Linked DNA regions of Homo sapiens: region 1 is linked to region 2. A link is a loop called in an ENCODE intact Hi-C map of the cell type or tissue named here. Cell type or tissue: OCI-LY7. All regions are shown on one strand. Region 1 overlaps SMCHD1 (structural maintenance of chromosomes flexible hinge domain containing 1). Region 2 overlaps NDC80 (NDC80 kinetochore complex component).

What was found. Hi-C counts contacts between places; a loop is a spot of excess contacts. Peaks named below come from ENCODE experiments on the same cell type or tissue, not always from the same donor. Only the 100,000 strongest peaks of a DNase experiment are listed, where the experiment ranks them.
Region 1: a loop joins it to region 2, with 2.4 times the contacts of the local background. A loop is called at or near these places in 2 of 110 quality-filtered maps.

The regions. Positions count from the first base shown.
Region 1 is chr18:2,731,692-2,739,691 of GRCh38, forward strand. SMCHD1 (structural maintenance of chromosomes flexible hinge domain containing 1) reads left to right here. Exons shown (of 48, transcript NM_015295.3): 25 at 574-801; 26 at 6,706-6,854; 27 at 7,741-7,829. Among named protein-coding and RNA genes, the nearest start is that of SMCHD1, 80 kb to the left of the region's middle. In OCI-LY7, no CTCF peak of the experiment used is centred here; no DNase peak of the experiment used is centred here.
Region 2 is chr18:2,601,313-2,609,312 of GRCh38, forward strand. It overlaps NDC80 (NDC80 kinetochore complex component), which reads left to right. Exons shown (of 17, transcript NM_006101.3): 13 at 84-173; 14 at 5,103-5,195; 15 at 7,388-7,518. Among named protein-coding and RNA genes, the nearest start is that of NDC80, 34 kb to the left of the region's middle. In OCI-LY7, no CTCF peak of the experiment used is centred here; a DNase peak (open chromatin) is centred at 4,549.

The sequences.
Region 1 (8,000 bases), 130 kb after region 2:
GGCAATACTTTTAAAGAAACTTGGAAATAAGAGGAAGGGACCGGGCGCAGTGGCTGATGCCTGTAATCCCAGCACTTTGGAAGACCGAGGCCAGTGGATCACCTGAGGTCAGGAGTTTGAGACCAGCCTGGCCAACGTGGTGAAACCCATCTCTGCTGAAAATACAAAAATTATCCATGCATGGTGGTAGGCGCCTGTAATCCCAGCTACTCTGGAGGCTGAGGCAGGAGAGTAGTTTGAACCCAGAAGGCAGAGGTTGCAGTGAGCCAAGATCATGCCACTGCCCTCCAGCCTAGGAGGCAAAGTGAGACTCTGTCTCAAAAAAAATAAAAAGGAGGGGAATCCTTTTAGTCCACATACAATTGTTTTTATTTTAAGAATGTGGCCACTGCCATTTATAACCTGATGGTATAAAATACGGAATTATTAATAGTATAATGCCATCTTAATGACAAAACCTGTGAGTATAACAATGTATGAGATGGTCTTCCATAATATTGAAAGTAAATTCTTCAGGAGTGTAAAATTTCAGTACAGATATCACTCAGTGTTTGTGTTTTCTTCTCTTTCTAGAGTTGTAAAGATGTGGCACCTGTGGAGAAGACTATTAAGTTGCTTCCCAGTAGCCATGTTGCAAGACTACAAATATTCAGTGTAGAAGGACAAAAGGCAATTCAGATCAAACATCAGGATGAGGTTAATTGGATAGCGGGTGATATTATGCATAATCTTATTTTTCAAATGTATGATGAAGGAGAAAGAGAAATCAATATAACATCAGCTTTAGCAGAAAAAATTAAAGTAAGTATCTCTAACAGATTGGTTATTTGTAAGAACTTTTTAAATTTTATGTTTGTAAGACTGAACAAGCCGTTTTATGGGTAGCATCTAAAAAAGAAGCTTGTCACAGAAAAGTTATACTATCATTTCAAATTGTAAGCAGAATAAGCTTTTTTCATGGAATAGGTTGAAATGCAAATGATTCATATGTGACAAAATTATACTTAGAAAAATGATTTTGACACTTAAAAATCTAGGTTTTGGCATTTTGTTTAGTTGTGCTCTTCCTGACTAGCTGTTTTTCTGCAATCATAATCAACATCACCACCTTGATAAAGCTAGCAATAAATTGGTAGCAGTTCTGAAAGCACTAAACAAAAGATCTGTTAAAGGCAAGCAGTGAAACAGTGTTGTTAACTACAGAGCCTCTATTTGGCCATTGGAAATTATTGAAATTGGTATACCACTCTAAAAATATGATCCTTAGAAAAGAGTTTTGTTGGTCCTCATCAACCTGCTGTCATCTAAATATGACATTTGTACCTTGATAGGGTTGAGTCTGCATGTTGAAACTTAACACCTCACTGAACAGGGAGCCAAATCAAAATGTTAAGTCTTATTACATAAAGTAGACAGCTTTTTAGCATTCCTTTGATGGTTGACTGAAAGAATAGTGGACAGTCTATGCTTGCTTCTTTCAAAGTTCAGTTTGTTCTTCTATAATGAGACACATGCATTCTCCAGAATCACTCTGCTGTGCAAAATTGTACAATAAAAAATCACAGGGCTTATGAGGGAAAATGGAAACTAGAGGCACAATACTCAAACTTTCTCAGTAACCCGTTAAGAGAACCTAATAAAATAGTGGCAAAAACAATAATGATAATACATGTTAAATGTTAAGAAATACATAAATACTATAATAATATGGGAGGTTACCTAGCTTGATGAAGCAATGATTGCAGCTTTTGAGTTCCTGTGAAGTGGTGGAAGGAAGGTTATCTGAAAGTGAGGGGAAAGTTGTTTTAACAGTCTGTGGATGAGCGTGGCTCATTAACACATAGTCAACTGAGGTGACTGATAGGTGTTTGAGGTGCAACATTTGTTGTGTTCCCACTTGGTTCAGCTGGGTACAGTTTTCTATGTTGACCTAGTTTTTTCATAGATGAAATTGTACCTAAGCAAAAGTAAAATTTGCCTTATGCTTAAATTGTTTACTGATAGTTGTATTGGAACAAATTTGCATTTTCAAAGTAAACGTAATTGTACTGGAACAAATTTACATTTTCAAAGTAAGCATTGTAACAGAACTTACTGTACTTTTTTCCCTTGATGTCTATGGAGATAAAATTCCCAAGTGTGGAAAAATAATTTATCAAAATTCCAGGCTTTTGAGGTAGTTAGAAATAAGCATTCCTCCATGTCTGGAGAGCTGACATTCATAGACTCTTAGTACGGAGTCCCAATTAGCCAAATTTTTGGAGAGTTAACATGTTTGGCACTATGTAGGAGTTGCTCTTCCATACCGGTATACACCATACCCATCTTGTGTTTCCAAACATAAGATCTGGTAATTCAAAAGGATTATTTAGCCACGGGTTCAACTGACCTGAGTTTTAAAATCTTATTTGGAACAATGCTTGTTCTAGCCAGCTTTTTTTCCCCTTCATAATGAGGGAAGAGAGAATTGAGATAGAAATAATTCTGATTCTGCTTGGAAAGGAGGTAAGCCATTTTTATCTCTATAAGCAGATTTGAAGGTAAGTAGTGGTTTAATAGTGGTGCCAGGGATGTGGCTTCTGAACTATTTCCTTGCTTTCTCACAATCATGCTTCCATTTCCTCCTCTCTTAAGAAGTTTAAGAAAAACCGACTGGAGAGCCTCTCCCTATCATACCTTCTCTAAGGTTGTTGCCTGCATTTGACACATTTTGCCTCTAATTTGGTAATTATGTATGTCTGTGCACTTCTTCATTGACAGTAAAAGATAGTGAGTACTCCATTTTACTTAAGTTGAATGTACAGCCTTTACAGTGGTTTTGTAGTGTTGAGAGAATTAAGCCAAGATACAAGGAAGTCAGCCTGAACTGAGCTGGGGAATCTATTGAGGGGAGTACGCAGCCAGGGTGAGTGAGGAAAGCCTTTTATCTTTTTTGTGGAACTCTTGCTTGCTTATTTTCCTTTTTTTTTTTTAATACAATAAAGAACAGAGACTAAAGATGGTTTTAAAAGATAAAAAGGTAACTAAAAACATTAGAGGAGCATAAACTAGGAAACAGAATATTAGTGATTTTCATTAAAAAGTTAATTCACCACGGGCCAGGCGTGGTGGCTCACACCTGTAATCCTAGCACTTTGGGAGGATGAGGCAGGTGGATCACGAGGTCAAGAGTTCAAGACCAGCCTGGCCAAGATGGTGAAACCCCATCTCTACTAGAAAAATACAAAAATTTAGCCAGGCATGGTGGCGGGCACCTGTGATCCCAGCTACTCAGGAGGCTGAGAGAGAGAATTGCTTGAACCCGAGAGTCAGAGGTTGCAGTGAGCCAAGATTGCGCCACTGCACTCCAGCCTGGGAGACAGAGCAAGACTCATCTCAAAAAAAAAAAGTTAATTCACCACGAACAAGTAGGCTTTATTTTTGAGATTCAGGGTTGAACCAACCCTGAATATACGCAAATAAAGTGTGATTCACCACATAAACAAAATTAAAACCGTATGATTTAATATGGTTTCAGTAGACGCAGAAAATGCTTTTGATAAAATCCAACATCCCTTAGTGATAAAAGCCATCACTGGACATTGAAGAACACACCTCAAGATAATGAGAACCATCCATGACAAACCCACAGCCAACATAATATTGAACAGGCAAAAACCGGAACCATTCTCCTTGAGAACTGGAACAAGACAAGGATGCCTGCTCTCACCAATTCTATTCAACTATTGGAAGTTCTACCCAGAGCAATCAGGCAAGAGAAAAATAAAAGGTGTCCAAATAGGAAAAGAAGTCAAACTGTCTCATCATTGTGGAGATGATTCTATACCTAGAAAACACTAAAGACTCTGGCAAAATCCTCCTGGAGCTGATAAACGACTTCAGTAGGGTTTCAGAATGCAAAATCAGTATACAAAAACCAGTAGCATTTCTGTACTACGTTTTAAGCTGAAAGCCAAATCAGTAACACAGTCCCATTTACGGTAGCCACAAAAAACACAAAATGCCTAGGAATACATCTAACCAAGGAAGTGAAAGATCTCTGCAAGGAGAACTGCAAAACACTACTGAAAGAAATCATAGATGATACCTAAAAAAGGGAAAAACATTTCATGCTCCTGAGTCAGAAGAACTAGTACTGCCCAAAGCAATCTACAGATTCAGTGTTGTTCCTATCAAACTACTGTCATTTTTCACAGAATTGGAAAAAAGCTATTCTAAAATTCAGATGGAACTAAAAAAGAGCTCAAATAGCCAAAGTGATTAATCCTAAGCAAAAATAACAAAATGAGAGGCATCACACTACCCATCTTCAAACTGTTCTGCAGAGCTACAGTAACCAAAACAGCATGCTACTGGTACAAAAACAAACACATAGACCAGTGGAGGAGGTTAGAGAGCCCAGAAATAAAACTGTACACATACAGCTATCTGATCTTTGACAAAGGCGACAATAACAAGCAATGGGAAAGGACTCCCTATTCAATAAATGGTGCCGGGATAACTGGCTAGCCATATGCAGAAGAATGAAAGTGGATCCCTACCTTTTACCATATACAAAAATTAACTCAGGATGGATTAAAGACTTAAATGTAAAACTTCAAACCATAAAAATTCTAGAAGAAAACCTAGGAAATAGCCATTCTGGATGTCGGCCCTGGCAAAGAATTTATGACCAAGTCCCCAAAAGCAGTTACAACACAAACAAAAATTGACAAGTGGGACCTAATCAAACTAAACAGCTGCACAGCAAAAGAAACTACCAACAGTGTAAACAGACAGCCTACAGAATGGTAAAAAATATTAACAAGCTATATATTCTAAAAAGGTCTAATAACCAGAATCTATAAGGAACTTTAACAAGCAAAAAACAACCCCATTTAAAAAATGGGCAAAGGATATGAATAGATAACTTGTTAAGAGAAGACATACATGTGGTCAGCAAATATGTGAAAAAATGTTCAACATCATAATCATAATCATGGAGAAATGCAAGTCAAAAGCAAAGAGATACCATCTCACACCAGTCAGAATGTCTATATTTAAAACATCAAAAAATAACAGATGTTGGCAAGATTTTGGAGAAAAGGGAACACTTATGCACTGTCGGTTGGACTGTAAATTAGTTCAGCCACTGTGGAGAGCAGTTTGGAGATTTCTCAACCTTAAATAGAACTATCGTTTGAACCAGCAATACCATTACTGTATATATACCCAAAGGAAAATAATACCATTTCACCAAATATACGTGCAGTTTTCTGTTTATCTCAGCACTATTCACAACAGCAAAGACATAGGTGCCTGTCGGTAGTAGATTGGATAAAGAAAATACACCACAGAATACTACACAGCCATAAAAAAGAACAAAATCATGTCCTTTGCAGCAACATGGATGCAGCTGGAGGCCATTATCCTAAGTGAATTAATGCAGGAACAGGAACCCAAATACTGAATGGTCTCACTTAAAAGTGGGAGCTAAACATTAAATACACATGGACATAAAAATATAGGAAAAGTAGTCACTGGAGATTCCAAAAAAGGGGAGGGTAATAGAGGAGCAGGGGTTGAAAAACTACCTGTTGGGTACTATGCTCATTACCTGGGTGATGAGATAACTCATAGACCAAATCTCAGTGACATGCAATTTATCCATGTAACAAACTTGTATACGTACCTACTGAACCTAAAAGTAGAGGAAAAATAAAGTGTAATTTAGAAATTTTTTTTAAAAAGACTATTAGTGATTTTAAGGCCAGATGTGGTGGCTCACACATGTAATCCCAGCACTTTGAAAGGCTGAGGTGGGAGGATTGCTGGAGGCCAGGAGTTTAAGACCAGCCTGGGCAACATAGTGAGACCACATCTCAACAAAAAATTAGGCAGACCTGGGGTGCATGCCTGTAATCTCAGCTACTCATGAGACTGGGGCAGGAGCATTGCTTGAGCCCAGGAATTGGAGGCTCCAGTGAGCTATGATCATTGCACTCCAACCTGGGCTACAGAGTGAGACCTTGTCTATAAAAACCAAAAATAAAAATAGAATATGAGTGATTTTAAAATCACAACTATAGAAGGCTAAATAAAAGTAGAGAGAAAGTTGAGGTCAGAATTCTTAAATAGAAAGTATTGGGAGTTTAAAAGTAAGTACAGAGTAGAGCAAACAACTTGAAAAAGTATGGATTAAGTGACAAAATATGGAATGTAAGAGGTATAAATTAATACAGAACTAAAAACACCTAAGAAGAGATTAAGGCCAAAGTATGGCCAGAAAGTTAGATCAAACTTCTTTTTTCTCACCTTGCTAAGAATAACGTCCACCTAGATCTCATTGAAAGCTTTCCCATAAATAGGATTCTTTTCAAAAAATAATTGAATATTGCTTTTCAGAATTAATCACATGATCTGATTTATATGTTACTTTTAAACGATAATGGCCACAGTGATACTTTTGTGGCAGAGCTCTAAAGAAATGACTTAAGAATTTTTATTTTATCTCACTAAAAAAATAGGGCAATATTAACAACAAAGACAAAGAGGATGCCTTTGTATCATATTAGTATATGAACCACACCGTTTCTGACCATAAAGAGACTTTTTTCTTGGGGGTGAAGAAGACGGATTATAATGTAGTTTTAAGAGTAAGATAAGTGGCAGTAAGAGAACATTAGACGAAGCTTTATTATTGTTAAATATCTCTTTTTCTCCTAGGTTAATTGGACTCCTGAGATTAACAAAGAACACTTGCTACAGGGTCTGCTTCCTGATGTGCAAGTACCAACATCTGTAAAAGATATGCGCTATTGCCAGGTTTCATTCCAAGATGATCATGTGTCTTTGGAAAGTGCGTTTACAGTAAGGTTTGTGGACTCATTATATTTTGCAGCCTATGGCAACAAAATACTGTCCTCCATTGCACATATATGAAAGTTGTTTTTAATGTAAAAATATTACGGTTTCTATGAAATATAATAGATTGTCTTTGGAATAAAGTGTCATTGGTGATAGCGATTAATTTTTGTTATCACTGTAATCTTGCACTGAATTGGCCTTCTAGTAGCTGGAACCTTCATTAAAGGAAAGTTTAGTGCCAGTAACAGTGAAAACACCTGCAAAATGACAAAGACGTGAAAAATACAAAAGATACAGTGTGATCAGTCAGTGTTGTTCAGAAGGAAAAATCCTTTCATTGCTTAGTGAGAATTTTTAAAGCTGAGAGTCCAACCAGAGTTAATATGTAGAACTCATATTGAAGGGACAGAATTAAGTGAATGTGTAAAAAAAACCTTTACACTGGCCTATCAATTTCTTGGCCACCTCTTTTCCAATAACCTCTTGCACTTTAATTCCTCTACCCATTTCTATACTTTACCCAACACTTAGGATAGTTCTGTTTTTGAGATAGAATTTTCAAATGTACTGCATTCTGACCGTAATGAGATCTCTCAATGAGTTGTTAACTCATCTGTTTTCTTGTCATAATTTCCTTTTAATCCAGCATAAATACTGTGACTTAACATGTCTGTAAGTTTTTGGTCCATATTCTCTACTATCTTTGCAAAGTGTCTTTTTCCTATTTTCTTTTGGATTAATAGCAGATTATATAAATTAAACAGTTATTTGAAGGAGTGTTATTGTATTTGAGTTATTGGATATGAACATTATATATGTGTTATTCTGTAGCATGTTGGAACTACTTCAATTAATGGTGTCACTAAAGACTTCTAACTTGTTAAACAATTTCAGACCACTTCCTGATGAACCTAAACATTTAAAATGTGAAATGAAAGGAGGAAAAACAGTACAGATGGGCCAAGAGCTTCAAGGAGAAGTAGGTTAGTATGGCTTGCTTTAAAAAACAAACAACAAAAAAATCTTCTGTGATGTTTCCTTCCATGGATGTTTTAGATACCTAATCTGAAAGGAAAGCTTTTGGGTTCATATAATGTTACTGATATAAAATCTATTGTCAGATAAGATTGAAGTATTTTCATTATCTTTGCCCA
Region 2 (8,000 bases):
CCTATCACAGTGTGTAGATGCTTCAGGAGGGATATTTTGTAATTAAATGTTATATGTCACCCACATTCCTATGTATTTTATAGGTACCTCTTAAGGAACTCCTGAATGAAACTGAAGAAGAAATTAATAAAGCCCTAAATAAAAAAATGGGTTTGGAGGATACTTTAGAACAAGTAAGTAATAAAACATAAAAAGTCATAAAAAGTGAAAATTAGATTTTAAAACCTAAAATTAAAAGTTATTTATGGTTTCTGATTGCTAAGGAATTAATTTTTTAACAAAACTATGAAAAAATGAGAATTGGGTATGCTCTCGACAGAAATATTTGAAGTAACTTATTAAGACATTTAAACATCCTAGCCTTCACACATCACATATGATGAAGCGAGATGAAACTAAGTAAATTTTCCTTTTTTTAATAGAGAAGTGTCTCTAACTTGAGATAATTTAATATTTTTATACTAAAAGAGGCTTCAAGTGGCTACCTTGAAAGTAGGCAAGTATAATTACGGCGTTAGAAGCTAATTAGCTGTGATAGATTAAGAGGTTTCTTTTTACCAAGTTTTTGGATTCTGGATCATGGAATTTCAGGAGAACTCAAATTCCTTTCAAAGTCTATTTCCAAAAGTGAATTTCAGGTAGTCTCTGCTTCTGAGATCCTTAATATCACCTATATCCCTGAAAAGGAAAATTCTATTATTGTATTTAGTAACCTTTAAAGTAAACATTGTTAGTTAAGAAAAGTTAAGCTACTTCTCAAATGCACACACAAAGGATTTCATTTATAGGACACCAAGCAGTTAAAGGAAACCCCTTGTTAATTCAGCTCTTCAGGAACTACTGTGATCTGGCTAATAGATTTCAAGATATAAAATGAAATTTTATGTTTTCTCAGAAGAGAAGCTTGTTTATTTTTTCTCAATCTGGAAACAAAACCTATGGCATTTCACAAATAATTATGCTAGTAACCCACAGAAAGACATTTTTCCAATATTAATAAATTCTATCAAGACTTACTTTGTATTAGAATTTTTACATTCTCAGAAAAATAGAAAAATTTGTAACATTAGATAAGTGAAGAGTTTGATCACATCATACTATTATTGCTGTAATTCGCAGTTTCTAAAATATCTATGGAGAAAAGATGAGGAATTTGCTCCCTGGGACTGCTCCCTGGGAATGATGATTATTTGCAGTGAAGTCTTCCTTTAGCCTGCTTCATTTTGATTTCTGTTTTTTGCTGTAATGGGTACTAAAACCTGGAGATTCTCAAAAGGTATGAATTCCAAACAACAGGAACTTCATATCTAAAACATCTTTTAGACTGTCTTGAACTTTTTAAAGGCTATAGATGGGGGAAAGTTATAAAATGGCTACTATAGACTAGGACCCATGTTAGTGTCCTAGAGATAAATACATCCTTCAGGCACTCCCATATAGAGAAAAAGGCTGACATAGGTACAGTTATGCTCATCAGATTTTTAGGTTTACAAAACCCTTTGGGCTACAGGAAAACATGGCTTAGAGGGGATGCAACTGAAAATGTTAGGAGACTTAAACCAATGTATACTAGAACTAGAGGGAAGGAAACAGGTTTAGGAAATGTTAAGGAGGTAGAACCCAAGGATTTCATGGCTGCATGTGCAAGCTTGAGGAGAAAGAAGTATCAACATGACTTCCATATTTTTGATGTGGGCAACTGAGTGAATCATAGTGCTATTAACCTAAAGGAGGAAAACTTAAAGTAGGGTGTGGTGAGATGTTGAGCTTGCTGTCTGTAGGATATCCAGGAGGAAGCAGAAGCTATAGATTCAGAGTGTAAGAAGGAGATCAGGGCTGAAAATACAGATTTGATGGTCATTAGAGCATATGTAATAGTTGAAGCCATATATGTGGATGAATGTGGAGGGGAAAGTGGCAGAGGATTGAATCCTAAAGAGTAACAACATTTAAGGGACCGGCAAAGGAAGGAGATTCTGGGAAAAACTCTTAGAAAAAGTGGACAAAATTAGTTGGAGAACAACAGAAGAGAATATGTTTATACATATATATATATATATATATATACACCTATGTAATATATATAAGCCAAAGTAGGGAAAACTTTTCAAGAAGGGAGAGATCAGTAATGTCATACAGAGACTAACAACTAAAATTGTTTTTCCTATTGGACAAGTAGTTTAAGTTAAGATGGGATGGGGTAAAATGCAACTGGAAATAATAAAGTTTATAAAGAAATTAATAAATTAGAGTAACAAAACATTTAACCTGAAAAGTATTTTAAAATAATTGCCAAAACCATTTAAGAAAAAGCAGGAAAATATAAAATGAGAAATAGTTTATAGAGATGGTGGAAATTTATTTGAATTATGAAGTAATATAGTATAAACAGAAATTTATGTTTAAAATTTTTTGATGAAATGGATTGTAACCTGAACAATAGAAATCCCAAAAAAGTCAAAATATGTAAGTAACCAGAAACCAAAGTGAAAAAGAGAATTTGCTCTTCAAAAGACTCCAATAACGGATAATTTCATAGGTCACTGTTTTCAAATACTGAAGACTGGATGATTTCTGTGACATGTAAATTATCATAGAGCATAAAGAGACCTAATTCATTTATAAGGCTAATGTAGGCCTCATACCACAACATGACAAAGATATTACAAAAAGAAGAAATTAAGCTAATCACACTTATGAATATGAATGTAAATAAAGGTTAAAGTTAAATATTTGAAACTGAAATTTATGCAGCAAATATTTTTTGAGTGCTTATGTGCCTAGTACTGTAATAGATGGTGATACTAGTACAGTGCAGCATCTGCCTTTGTGAACTTCATTTTAAGTGGGAAGATGGGCATGAAAACAATTTCTTCTATCATAGCTTTTTGTAATGTGAATACAGCGCACTGTGGATTCTCATAATACACTTAAGTACAGGCTCCTTCTGAGAGAAGTGATAGCTGGGCTGAGTTGTGAATAACAAGTAGGTGTTGGCCAATGGATACACAGAAGGATGCTCATGTTCATCCACATGCATGCACACACACATACACCTTGAGGACCAGAGACCAAGGAGTACAGCATGGACCGGGCATAGTGGCTCACGCCTGTAATCCTAGCACTTTGGGAGGCCAAGGCGGGTGGATGGCTTGAGCTCAGGAGTTCAGGACCAGCCAGGCAACATGGCAAAACCCAGCCACTACCAAAAATATAAAAATTAGCTGGATGTAGTGGCATGCACCTGTAGTCCCAGCTACTCTGGAGGCTGAGGTGGGAGATTGCTTGAGCCCTGGAGGTGGAGGCTGCAGTGAGCTGAGATTGTGCCACTGCACTCCAGCCTAGGTGACAAAGTGAGACCCTTTCTCCAAAAAGAAAAAACAAAGAGCACAGCATATTAGTAAATTACCATGAGTGTAAGTGAGATAAGGGAGAAGCCTGGAGAGACAAGAACCTAATTATGAAGGGGCTTGCCTTACTGGTTGAATTTTTTTGTATTCTTTAGGCAGTAGAGATCAATGAAGATTTATAAGTAAGGAAATAACAATAATTATTGTTATTTTAGTAATTTCACACTGTTGGCCTTTTGAAGAATAGATGAGAGGTGCATGAGACGAGACCATGCAATTAAGAGACCTATCAATATCCTATACAGTGAATAGTAAATGGTAGGGACCCAAAGCAAGGCTATTACAGTGAAGACGGAGAAAGGAGATTTAAAGATGGAAACAACAGTTTGGTTGTCCATTTGTATGTGAAGGTCAAGAAAGAAATCAAGAATGCCCAGGTGTCTTATCTTTGGCAGATGGGTATGTGGTGATGTTCTTTACCTTGATAAAGAATATAAAAGAGAAGTATATAGAAGAGAGAATTGTAGGTTGGGATATGCTGAGTTTCAGGTCTCTGGGGCATCAAAGTGGAGAATGTCCAGTAGGCAATTGGAGTCGGGCGGGCTATATGTATGTGTGTGTGTGTGTGTGTGTGTGTGTGTGTGTGTGTGTGTGTGTGTGTGTGTGTATGTACACAATGGAAATGTGTACTTTGGGACTCAGAAAAAAATGTTTAAGTAATTAATGCAGCTTTAGTAATGCTGACATGGAAAGTAGAAGCTGCTCAGAGATGAGTAAACATGCTTTTGACCAACCATGAGAATCAGTGGAAGTTCTGGTTACTTGAGTATCTGTTGTTGTTATTACAAGTGAATTTAAAACAACTCGTTTAACTTGTTAGTTACTGCAGATATAACATACCTTTAGAAAAAGTTCTTGGTGTTAGATCTGGTTTTGAGTTCTGGGCGTATGCTAGTTGTATATGTCACTACCCTGTGTTTTGTAGCAAATAATAATAGCTTCACTAAATTTGAACCCCTAAATTTTTTTTTAATTTCATATGTGTGTAGAATTATCCTTTAAAAAAAAGTCAGCTATTTATACATTTTACTCTTTTGTGTTTCCTGCAGGAAACAGTTTCCTCTTGGTATAGCTGAAGAACATTCTCTATTAATTGCTGACATCAACTGGTATCAGCACTTGCCAACAGGAAATGAACTTGAAAAACACTTTTTTCTTTCAGTTTTGGTTTCAACTGATCTTAAAGTTCAAGCTTTAACAAGATTAAATGTGGTTACCTTATTACTTTTTGAAGGAATGCATGACTATAATAGCAAACATCCAATAAAATTAATACAAACAATTCTTTTTTAACATTTTAGAAAATGAACATACAAATGAAAAGCTAAATAGCTGTAGTAGATATAGTCTAAATAAAGCTAGATTTCAAATCCAGAGGCAAAAATTATTTATATATGAATAAATTGATATAACAATATTAATAATATATAATATATATGAGAGCTTAAAAAGCACTCCCACAACAACTAGTGGAAAAACAGATATTAACATCGTTAACTTTGAGGTTTCTTTGAAATTAATTTCTCTTTGGAGAATAATAAAGTTTTTGGACAAATGATAAGTGAGAGTCCAAAAGGACTAGAAGAAATAACATTGTTCAGTTAGTTGATTGATAATATAAAAACTCTATAACTTGTTAAAATATCTTTGATGTATAGTTATGATTTCTCAACCAAAGTTTTATTTCCCCAGTTGAATGCAATGATAACAGAAAGCAAGAGAAGTGTGAGAACTCTGAAAGAAGAAGTTCAAAAGCTGGATGATCTTTACCAACAAAAAATTAAGGTAAGAACTTTGCCACAGTTTGCGTAGGTTATCAAAAGCTATGTCATGATTGCTTGATGAGTCACATATTCTGACATCAAAATCAAAATCTTTAAGCTATATATATCCTATAATTTGTATCTTGGGTTAGTTTTCTCTGCCAAAGTTTATCGTAAGGAGTCATTTTATTTTGTTCTTTAAAGGACATTTTTCTGGATTAGGGCTGTTTTACCATAGAAAAGGAACATTTACTTTTCCTTTATCTGGTATTTTATACTTGCATATGACTCAGTATCCTTGCAAAACTAAACAGAATCTCTCCTACCTTTTTGTAGAGATTTATTGTTATGTACTGCTAAAGCCTGAACCCCAATAAGGTCTTTTGAATATGTAGTTGCCCACCAAGAGTCATTGTAAACTGACTATCCTGGTCAAATTCCAAAGACTGTTTACGTGCAATCTAGAAGGTGGGTAAAATAAAAAGACTGATTCTTCAACATTCTACTGTCTGACCAGCATTTTACTTAAAGTATTCAGATGACTCTATTCATTACCACTTACACAATTCATGTGAAAATTTTAACTATGCCAATATTTTTTACTTATGTCAACAAAGTATTAGGAATTGAAAACTTTTCTCTTTGCCTGTGTTATATTTAGGACCTATTTGTTTTCTTAAACGGTGTGAAATGTTTAGAAAATATACCACATAATATGATCTAAATGTGAAATATAAGACATTGGTAATCATTTTTCTTTTTTCACACATCCTCCATGACAATGCTTGAGTTTACTCTCTGACGCACTTAAATGAAAGGTTTTATGATACTTAATCTTCACAAACCTTAGAAATGATTAATTTGGGCTACTTTGCCTGTGCATAGTTAATACATCTGTGAAATAAGGACCTAGATAAGGCTTCCTTGAAGCTCATGGGAAAAAATCTTAATTAAAATATTATAAAATTTCCTGTTGTTCAGACTGGAAAATACTGCTGAATGAATCCTATGCAAGCTTTTTGAAAAGGTCACATTTGGTAAATACTTCCAACTCACCAAAAAACTAAAAAACTTCACTACTGAATTCTAGTCAGTTGACCTTGGCGCCCTAAAAACTGAACCAATTTTATTTAGTTTCTGCATCTTTGAGAATAAAGTGACTTTTTAATTTTTTAAAGGAAAAAGTATTTTTTGTTCATAATATAAATACTCATTAGAAACAATAGAGACTCGAGAGAAATGTATAAAATGGGAACTGAAATGTACCTTATAATCCACCATAATCCCATCACTAGAAACAATGGTTAAAGTTTAGGGAGTGTCTTCCAGATATACAAACATATATTTTTTTAATGGTACCAAATTATACATAGTTTTTCATAATCTGTCTTTCTCAAGAAAAGATATCATGGATATCTTTTCATACAAATGTAGAGAGAGCAATCCTTCTATTGTGTTTTTATTTTACATATATACATAGTATATATATATATATATATATATATATATATATAACTTATTTAGCTAGCCCCTTATTAATTTTTTCCCTAAATTTTCAACTGACCAATAATGTTGCTGTGAATATCTTTGTATATCTTTATGTATTTTTCCATTCCTTCCCTTTGATAAATTTCTGAAGCATCGAATTAAAGTTTATATATATTTTAAAGCTTATATATATTTTAAATTTTAATAAATATTTTCAAATTAAAAAATAATAAAATCACCTTTTTTTTTTGAGACAGTGTCTCGCTCTGTCGCTCAGGCTGGAATGCAATGGCACAGTCTCAGCTCACTGCAACCTCCACCTCCTGGGTTCAAGCGATTCTCATGTCTCAGCCTCATGAGTAACTGGGATTACAGGTGCATGCCACCATGCCCAACTAATTTTTGTATTTTTAGTAGAGATGGGGTTTCACCTCGCTGGCCAGGCTGGTCTCAAACCCTTGACTTCAAGTGATCCACCCACCTCAACCTCCCAAAGTGCTGGGATGACGGGCATGAGCCACCATGCCCAGCCGCATTTGTTTTTATAATACAGGATTCCCAAAGGAGCACTTTAAAGTCTCTTGCATGTAAAACAGTAAGCATCTTGAGAATACAAATGATGCAACCTGATTTTATTTAAGTGCTTTTTATAATTGTTTTAAATCCACCTAGAGTATACAGAATGTGAATATCAAGAAACCCATAACCGTGACTTTATCCTGATAGGAAGCAGAGGAAGAGGATGAAAAATGTGCCAGTGAGCTTGAGTCCTTGGAGAAACACAAGCACCTGCTAGAAAGTACTGTTAACCAGGGGCTCAGTGAAGCTATGAATGAATTAGATGCTGTTCAGCGGGAGTAAGTTTATCTCACCAAGATTTATACGTTTATTTTCAGATTATTAATTTAACAGTTCCATAAAATTAGATCTATTTTTATTTGCTTTAATTTATAGTATACAGCTATTTAGGATGGAAAGAATGGTATATAGAACTTAAGTACAACTGCTTATAACTCGAGAACTTTCCCTATCAACAGATACATTCTGTTAGTATTAGAGTTACTGTCCACCAAGAAATCATTAATCGTTAGATCTAGTTAATACATGGCTTTTAATCCCTGAAAACAACATAAAAAATTTTAAATCAATTCAAATAAATTTGGCTGTTAGTGAATTTTAATAAAATTCCACTAAGCTTTAATAAATTCCACTGAGCTCATGTTTTTATTTCCTAGAAATTATGTATATTATATAGTAAAATGTAATTATACTATAAATTATAGTCAGTCTACTATAACACAGCATATGCCTTCCAAATAGTTACCATGCTGTGCAAAAT